Regions from separate parts of the Homo sapiens genome. Here region 2 is linked to region 1. The links are chromatin loops, found by intact Hi-C in ENCODE. Cell type or tissue: PC-9. All regions are shown on one strand.

Region 1 (4,000 bases):
CAAAAACGATCACGAGCAATGCTTTTTGAGATCAAGAGAAGAAGAAATCTGTCTGTTCCCTGTATGAGCTCCTTAAGAGTGGCCTTAGGGAATACAGGAATCTGTAAGGGTTATAAGGGTTACACAATTTGACGTCCACAAAATTAGAGAAGCCCCAGGCACTGGAAGATCCTTGTCCCTAAAGAGGAGTGACATGAACTAGGAATAAGATATAGGGTTCCCTTAAAGGGCCCTGACAATACTTCAATTCACTTCATTGGCAGAACCTTTTCATTCATCCTGTATTATGTAAGGACGTTTTAAGGTGTGTGTAGTCGATTTATTAAATGTGCTAAATTCAATGGGATAGAAATAGGACAAAACCTTATTTTTCCCTCTCTCTTTGCCTCCAACAGGCTCCATCAGATCTCCCTGTCCTTCCCCTGTCACATTTAGGGCAGATCCTGTAATTTTCCTTGCTTTGCTTAAAAATGCCTTCATAGTGTTCATGAAGACCCATTATCAGGTGTTAAACTGTGCTTTTCAATCTATATTAGAACTTCAATATTGAATCCAATTTAAAGAACTTCTTTTCCACTGATCAGAGCTGACTGGCTATTTAGAGACCTGCAGGTGGAGAGCAGAAATGGTTTGCTCTTTTCACTCCTCCTTACTCATCTACTCCAATCCCCCATCTTTGCCTGGATCCTATGGTATTAAGACAGGGAAGAGGAGGTCAAGGGGAAGGGGATGATGTCTCTTCACTTGCCTGGAGCTGTTTGTCCCATCCCTAGCTGCTGATGCCCTTTTGCGGGGCAAGCATCCAAACGGTATCTTTCTTACTGGGTGCATTTGTGGATTCTTTAGATACCTTGTAGGAACACCTGCATTTCACATTGCCTTGTGATCCCCTTCAATTCCTGTGCTTGTTAAACTTACAGCCTCTCAGTGCTGGGGTCTCATTTGAGGAGGTACCACTTTTGGGCCAGGAACCTTCACCAAGGTTCATCATTCCCATGGCATCCACGTGGCCCCTTTTGCCCTATCAATGATAGGAATACCAGCTTGCTATCATAACTTCCCACTAATAAGGCAAGAGGACTCTTTGCTCTCTCAGACTCTGAAGGTAGGTGTTCATTGCTGTAACAGTGAAACAGCAAGAGAACTAACATAACTAACTCCATTTTTGTTTCAGGGACCTTTACCCATGCCTGCATGTAGGCTAGGATAATTTTAGAGCACTGAGATATTACGCAAAAACGGCAATCATGTAGTTTTAAAAACTAACTCTGGGATTAAAGGAGACTTATGTAAACAATTGCATGAAGTTTTGTTAAAGATTTATAGGAGCATCATGACCTGACCGAAGACAAGAAAGTTCCCCGCCTCCTCAGACCCTCGCTGGTGCCCGGATGTCTGAGGTCATTGGTCACCTCTCCATCCCAACCCCCTCCTCCTCCTCCAGCATTAACATAAAAAGGGTACAATTTGTACCGACTTAAGATGGTACTTTAAGATGCAATTCCATCATCGTCTCGGTTTGCTGGCTCTCCGAATGAACATGCTTTTCCTCCCACCAATTCGTGTCTCATGCTGGGCTTTTGAGCAGTGAGCAGCTGAACCTGGGTTTGGCTACATTGCTTCCTGAGTTTCTCTCACCATGTCACTCCCCTAGGGGCACCAGGGTGGGTCTTCTGGGACTTTGTGTTCAACCAGGAAGTGGCTAAGAAACAGACCTAACTTCTATAGGATAAGTAAAGGACCTAAGCCTCTTGGAGACGGCCTTTCCTTGCCTAGGGCATGTGGGAGAAGGAGCTATAAAACTCTACTCCCGTGAATTTCCTCCCTCTAGTAAACACTCTTTTTCTTTATAGCATGGGTTGCTGGTGAAACAAAGGCCAATGGATTGTCATGGCATTTTTAATGTCTTACAGATCTGTGTCTGGCACTTCTTTAAATTATTTTGGTACTAAATGCCTATTTCTTGTGGCCTTGAAATTCTATGACATATGAAAATGTTAATTTTCATATGTCATTATAGAGGCAACCACAAGAGGGCAATATTTCAGCAGCCGAAACAAAACCCTAGGAGAAGATGGCTGCCTTCCTCGGAGTACACCGATGTTGCTCAGATGCCTTTGGTCTACCTAGGTTGAAAGCTAGATAGAAAGTTCAGAATTGGGACAAGGTAAAGGGTCACATCAGGAAAATGCAAAGACGGGAAGGTGTAGCAAGACAGCAGCACACCAGTCTGGCAGACAGACAAAGACTAGAAAATTTGGGAAGAAATCTGCAATTGAGAAATGGGAAGTAAAGCACTCTTTTCTCACCTCTACTCTTACCCTACAAACCTGCTCCAGGCTATTCCACTCTGTGGTAGGCTGAGTCTTCCAAGAAGGAGACACCCAGCAGGATCAGAAGTCTGAGCAATTTCTTTGGGAAAATACAGAGGGAGAAGAAGGAAGAAGCCTGGCATTGGGAAGGCAGCGAGAGCCATCAGATAGTGATGGGGGCGTGAGCATTATGAAGGAGAGAGTCAAGGTGGGAAGACTGAGTGGAAGAGTCTGCGATTGCAGTGCAGCTCTAACAAAGTCCAACAAGTGCACCGAGTTCTTCTTGAGTTTACATTGCTTACCTGAGTGGCTCCCTGCCAGCCACAGTCATTAGCTAGGAGCAGTCTGTGGGAAGCATGACCTAACTAAGACATGAGAAGGATTTTGGAGCATAGCAGCTAGGGCTGCCAGTCAGCTATGCTCCCTGTCGTTAGAGATGTGAGAGGGGCATTTGCAGGGCCACTGCACACCCTAAACAATGAGTGAATGAATGAACGAATGCCCTTTTCTTATCCTTGTTTAACCATTACGTTACCATCCAATCTTATATCTCCTTTCCTGCAAAGCTTTTGAAATACAAGTACATACCCACTGTTATTATTTCCATACTTCCCATGCATTTTTTTTTAATCCGCAGCAAGTTGGATTCTCCTTGCCACTGTCCACTGAAACTGTTCCAGCCAAGCTGATCAGTTTTCACATGCAAACTGACTTCCCATTTATTTGCCCTGTTTCCAAGGACTGCATGAATTTGGAGCTCAGAAATAAAGTCAATTGGGGAAGATAATGGTGGATAAGAGATATTTGAACAGCCAAAAATGTGAGAGAAGGAAGGGAGATAAAGCTTTGAATATTTTATAAAAGAGGAGGAAGAAAAGAAGAATACTGAGAGGTTAAAGAAAGTGTGGACTTTAAAAACAACTTCTGGGATATTGAAAAATCTTTTCAAACAGGCGAATCAGGCAAACCCAGGGACTTTGTGATCATATGAAATCGAAGTGAAAAAAATAACCAATCAAATCTTCCATCTTCTGGCTAACTTCAGATTTGCCAGAAGAGGTCAGCAAAGACATTAACATCAGTCTTTGCCCTCCCTCGAGGCAGGATGGTGGGTTAGAAAGTGCTTTCTGCCACTTTGCTTAGAATTTATGCAGGGCTTCCATTATCCATACCCCTATCTTTTTTAGGCCCTCTTTCCAGAGTTTAACAGCTGCCTGAGCTCCTGGTGAGAGGATGGACCAATCTAAAATAAATAATAACACACATACCCTTTGTCTTATGTAATGACAGATCTTCAATTTAAATTTATGTACTGCATCTCTATGTAAACTAATTAAAATTTCTGGCATGTTAGCCTATGCAATTAGACAAGAGAAAAAAAATGCAGGGCCAAGATGTTAAAAAGGAGGAGAAAAAAAGATTAACATGAATTTTAAATAATTTGTTTATCTGGAAATCTCAACAAAATAAAGTAAAAAACCAATGTGGCTGGGCACAAAATTTATATTGAGAGTCAAAAGACTTCACATATAAAACACATTAAGTTAGAAAATATAATGGAAGGAAAGAACCTCATTTACAAAAGCAAAAGCAAAGAAATATAACATTATTAGGAATAAGCTTAACAAGTAAAGATTTACATTTAAACTAGATTGACATTTAAAAAAATGCTCCTGAAAGACACAAAA
Region 2 (4,000 bases), 510 kb after region 1:
TCAAGAATAGACAAAGCTACTCAACAGTGATACACATAGAAAAGTTTTTATCCCTGGGATAGAAATTGATTAGAAAGGAGCATGATGACACTTTCTTGAGTGACGGAAATTTTTTTTATAATCATTTCAGTTACTATTGCACTGGCGTATGCATTTGTCAAAATGTACCAGGATGTCCTTCTATTAATATTTGTGTTTTACTCTCTATTAATTATACCTTAATAAAAAGTATTACTAAAAATTAAACAGCTAAATTGCATAAAAGATGGGAGTCATTTACAAATGTATGCTTGTATTCTGCACAGCCCAATTTAAAAATGAATCACACAAAAAGAAGAAAAGACAGGAACACACATAGCTGTGTAAGATTTGGAGAATGTGAGAAGTGCTCAGTGACTGAAATAGACAACATTGAAATTTGGCCACAAAATAAGCTCAAGTGATGAGTGGGCTGAAAAACAAGTGAGGATCAATATCAAGGAAAGCTGTAGACAAACAAAAGCTCTCTAAAAATATCTTCATATGCTGTTGAAATCATTCTGAGAACCATGAGCTGCTATCCGTTTCATAACTTGGGAAATTGGGCATTCATCAGTCTCACAATTGAGACTTTCATTTCTTTTTGGCTTTCAACAGATTGGCCAATTGGTGAAGTGATTTTTTTGCCCAGCAAGCAGCCTGCTCCCCTCTTTGTGAGTGGGGTCCTGGGACACCCGGCCCTCCGCCTTTGGCAGCCTCACAGAGGGGAGTTGGGCACAGCGCAGACACACGGGGTTCCCTGCATGTGGGGTTTGCAATCCCTGTAAAGCCCAGCTGTGGATCTCCAGTCCTGCAGTTAATGGATCCCAACTAAAAAACCTTGCGTCTAGGTGTCTGCTCTACCTGTAAGTGCTAAAGAGGGATAGAGGCTGGAGAAAAATAAAATGTTTGCTCAATATTATTCTGTAACATTTTACAAGAAAATAAATTGAGGAGTCCATGCATTTTCATCCAAGCCAAGGTCATGAGGATAATAGCTGAATTTCTTCCTTAATCTACCCTGAGAAGACTCAAACACTGTTCTATGCCCACAAATACTTTAGTAGTGACTTATTTATAGTCTATTTTTGATAATTCTTCTAGTCAATTATATTCAGCTCTAACAGCACAGTTTGATGTGTCTACTAACATTTTCCTTCAGTAGTCTGTTTACTTAGGTGTTTTAGAACTTCTCAATATTTTTTGCCCTCCAGAGAACACATACTTGGTGTCCAATGGAATCTCAGCCAAGGTGATGTTATCAGTAAGACTTATGAACTTGCAGAATCCCAGATCACTCAAGCAGGTTAAAGCTGTTGCCTGGTCAGACAATTTCCAATGTTCCTCTGAGGCATTTGCTCCTCTGCACCCGCCCCTGATACGAAGGCAAAAATTCTTCAACTGTAGATGTCACTAAAGATTACAGGGACTTCCCGCCTCTTGCATAGCTGTAGGTAGCCTAGCAATAACTGAAAACTGCTGCAACATCTGCATAATATGGGATCCAAGCCCTAATTTTTCTTAACCCTTTCCCTCCTAGACTGCTCGCCCAGACTCCCCAGAGCCCAGTGGACCATAGTGCCATCTTGTGGCCAATAAGTGAAGTTTCATCATTATTTCTTCCGCTGGGAAGTGTCTGCTGAGTGAGCCGGCAGAATATTCCACAAGTGCCGTCCCGCAGGTGTTATGAGCAGCTTCCCTAAATCATCATACCAACACTAGTTCTAACCCTGACTATTGCTTTCAGTTACCAAAATCTTAATATCCCACCGTCATTCTGAAAAACTCTTAACAAATATCTCCAGTTATAGTTTAACTTTTTCTCCCTTAAACTACCATCTAAAGAAAGAGGAATAGAAGGAGAGGAATGAAAGAAAATAATATTTGGTTTTAAATAGTAAGAAAACACAGACGTTGAGGTATAAAGAGATTATTTAATGTGAATCACTAAAGATAAACAAACACATCCTCCTAAAATGACAATGTTACCCCAAAAGTATAGATCAGCAAAAGATGAAGTCAAATGTCTATTAATAAAAAGTAAAATTGAAATATATAAAATGAAACCTCTTACAAGGCAATAAGCAATGGTGGAGGGAGCAGTACCTAATGTAGAAACTAAGGATGGATATAGCTAAGACTAGCAAAGGGGCTGCTACAGGAAATGATCAGCTTGTACAATGCACATCCACTGATCTGAGCACCAAACACGGAAGAGATGATTCTGAAACAGGCAGAGGAGCAGCGGGAGATGAGGACATGCTGGTACAAAATAGCATCATAAGGAAGCAAATCAGCCAGGGGACTGTGGATTAGATAACTGTGCTTTCTCCTGTCTCCTGTGACAGCTGAACTGGACCATTTTCCTCTCCAAGGATTTGTTCCCGCACCCTGAGTTAGAGGACCCTGGGATTTGCTCCTCCTCAGCTTCCCATGGATGAAAATCCCTCTCCCTCCTTGTTGAGCATGGTCTGAAAGAGAGGTCATCTCTCCCTCCCCTTCAATCTCACAGTATTGGGGATTGGCACAGACTTCTCAATTGGCATCGGCCTCTCTCAGGGCATGCTCACATGCCCCCTAACTGTGACTTTTCATTTCCACTAGACTGAAAGTTAGATGTGGGCAATGAAACTTAACACCTTTATCATAGGATGCATAAGTAACTGCTTTCAAAATTATTGTTGTTTCTTTCACTGCCTTGGGTTATATCTGAACAGGAAAAAAAGGCACAATTTCTTAATGTGACTTAACCACAAAAACCTTCCCAAGTGCCAAGAACAATATAACTGTAAAGGGATTGCTGTCCTAATTGGTGAGATGGCCAAATAAAACAAAAACAAAGAAAATGTTATCAAATACTTTAATGGAGACCCAGAATCCCAGTCCCTCTTATACAAACATCATTGCATGGCCTCCCTCTAACTAAGAGACAGGCAGAGCCATTCCTGTGCCCTGCACCTGGCAGGAAAGCCCTGCTGGAGCCTGTTGGGAGCTGGTGAGGATGAGCCTTGGTGATTCTGTCCCAGAGCAGGGATTCTCAGGGAACTCTGGACAACTTCCAGGGACTGAGATGGAGAGTGGCCACACTCTGTCTTGGAGAGGAGAATACTGAGGGCATGATCCTTCTGACCTCTCAGCCTAAAGTAAAAGCAGAGTCATTCCTGACTGGTGGGGAGCTGCTTAGTCTCCAAAGCAAAATAGTCCTTGTTTCAGGGTCTGTCGGTGACATAGAAGAATAGCGGGGCTGTATGTGGTTCACAACCCAGAGTTGCTGCTTGGCCATCTCTGTTCCCAATGACTCCAGCATCTGAATATTCCATGCAAGGAAAGATAATTTGCAAATAATGAACTGGTTCAGTGATACCTTTAGTTACATTCAAAATAGTTGTCATGTTCCAGACTGGCATGCTTGTAGGAGACACAGAGCTACAGAGCAAGAGAATTTAGAGGTCGAATAGAAATAGGTACAATTGAGGCCCACTTAGATGATGGCTTCTCAGAGCAGGAGTAGAGGGGAGGTGAATTCTGAGCCCTTTTGGCCCCACAAGAAATGGCATAACAGGGACATCAGAAAATACCCCAGGGATATGCTGCTATACTGGGTGTCTGTGAAGGTGGGGGCATGGCTGGTAGCATTTCCCAATTTGTGGTGTACCAGCATACCCACCATGACAGACTTCAAGCAGCCAACATGGCTTCACTGAAAGGGGAGCTGGGAAGAGTAGTATGCCTATTTGGTTCTTCTGAGTCATTCAAGCTGGCTCCAGCACATCCCTAGACTCAAGAGCAAAGCTTTCAAAGTTCTTCAATGCTTCCTGCTCAACACACTAAAAATGAGGCCACAGCAACTATAGCACACCTCATTGTTTTCATGATAGGATCAGTGTGTGATCCTGAATCTTGGAATGGACAAAGGGATGTTTGTGCAGAGAAAGGATTTCTGAGTCCTCTGAAGCTGCCGAGATCACAGAGCAAAGAGTTA

What was found. Hi-C counts contacts between places; a loop is a spot of excess contacts. Peaks named below come from ENCODE experiments on the same cell type or tissue, not always from the same donor. Only the 100,000 strongest peaks of a DNase experiment are listed, where the experiment ranks them.
Region 2: it touches region 1 in a loop (13-fold over the local background); 1 of 110 quality-filtered maps calls a loop at or near these places.

The regions. Positions count from the first base shown.
Region 1 is chr7:143,001,678-143,005,677 of GRCh38, reverse strand. No RefSeq gene overlaps it. Among named protein-coding and RNA genes, the nearest start is that of OR9A2, 23 kb to the left of the region's middle. In PC-9, CTCF peaks have their summits at 1,823, 2,039 (motif pointing right) and 3,394 (motif pointing right); no DNase peak of the experiment used is centred here; H3K4me3 peaks cover 624 bases.
Region 2 is chr7:142,494,297-142,498,296 of GRCh38, reverse strand. It overlaps TRB. Among named protein-coding and RNA genes, the nearest start is that of MIR11400, 22 kb to the right of the region's middle. In PC-9, CTCF peaks have their summits at 169, 1,410 and 1,613 (motif pointing left); a DNase peak (open chromatin) is centred at 1,366; H3K4me3 peaks cover 398 bases; H3K27ac peaks cover 1,853 bases.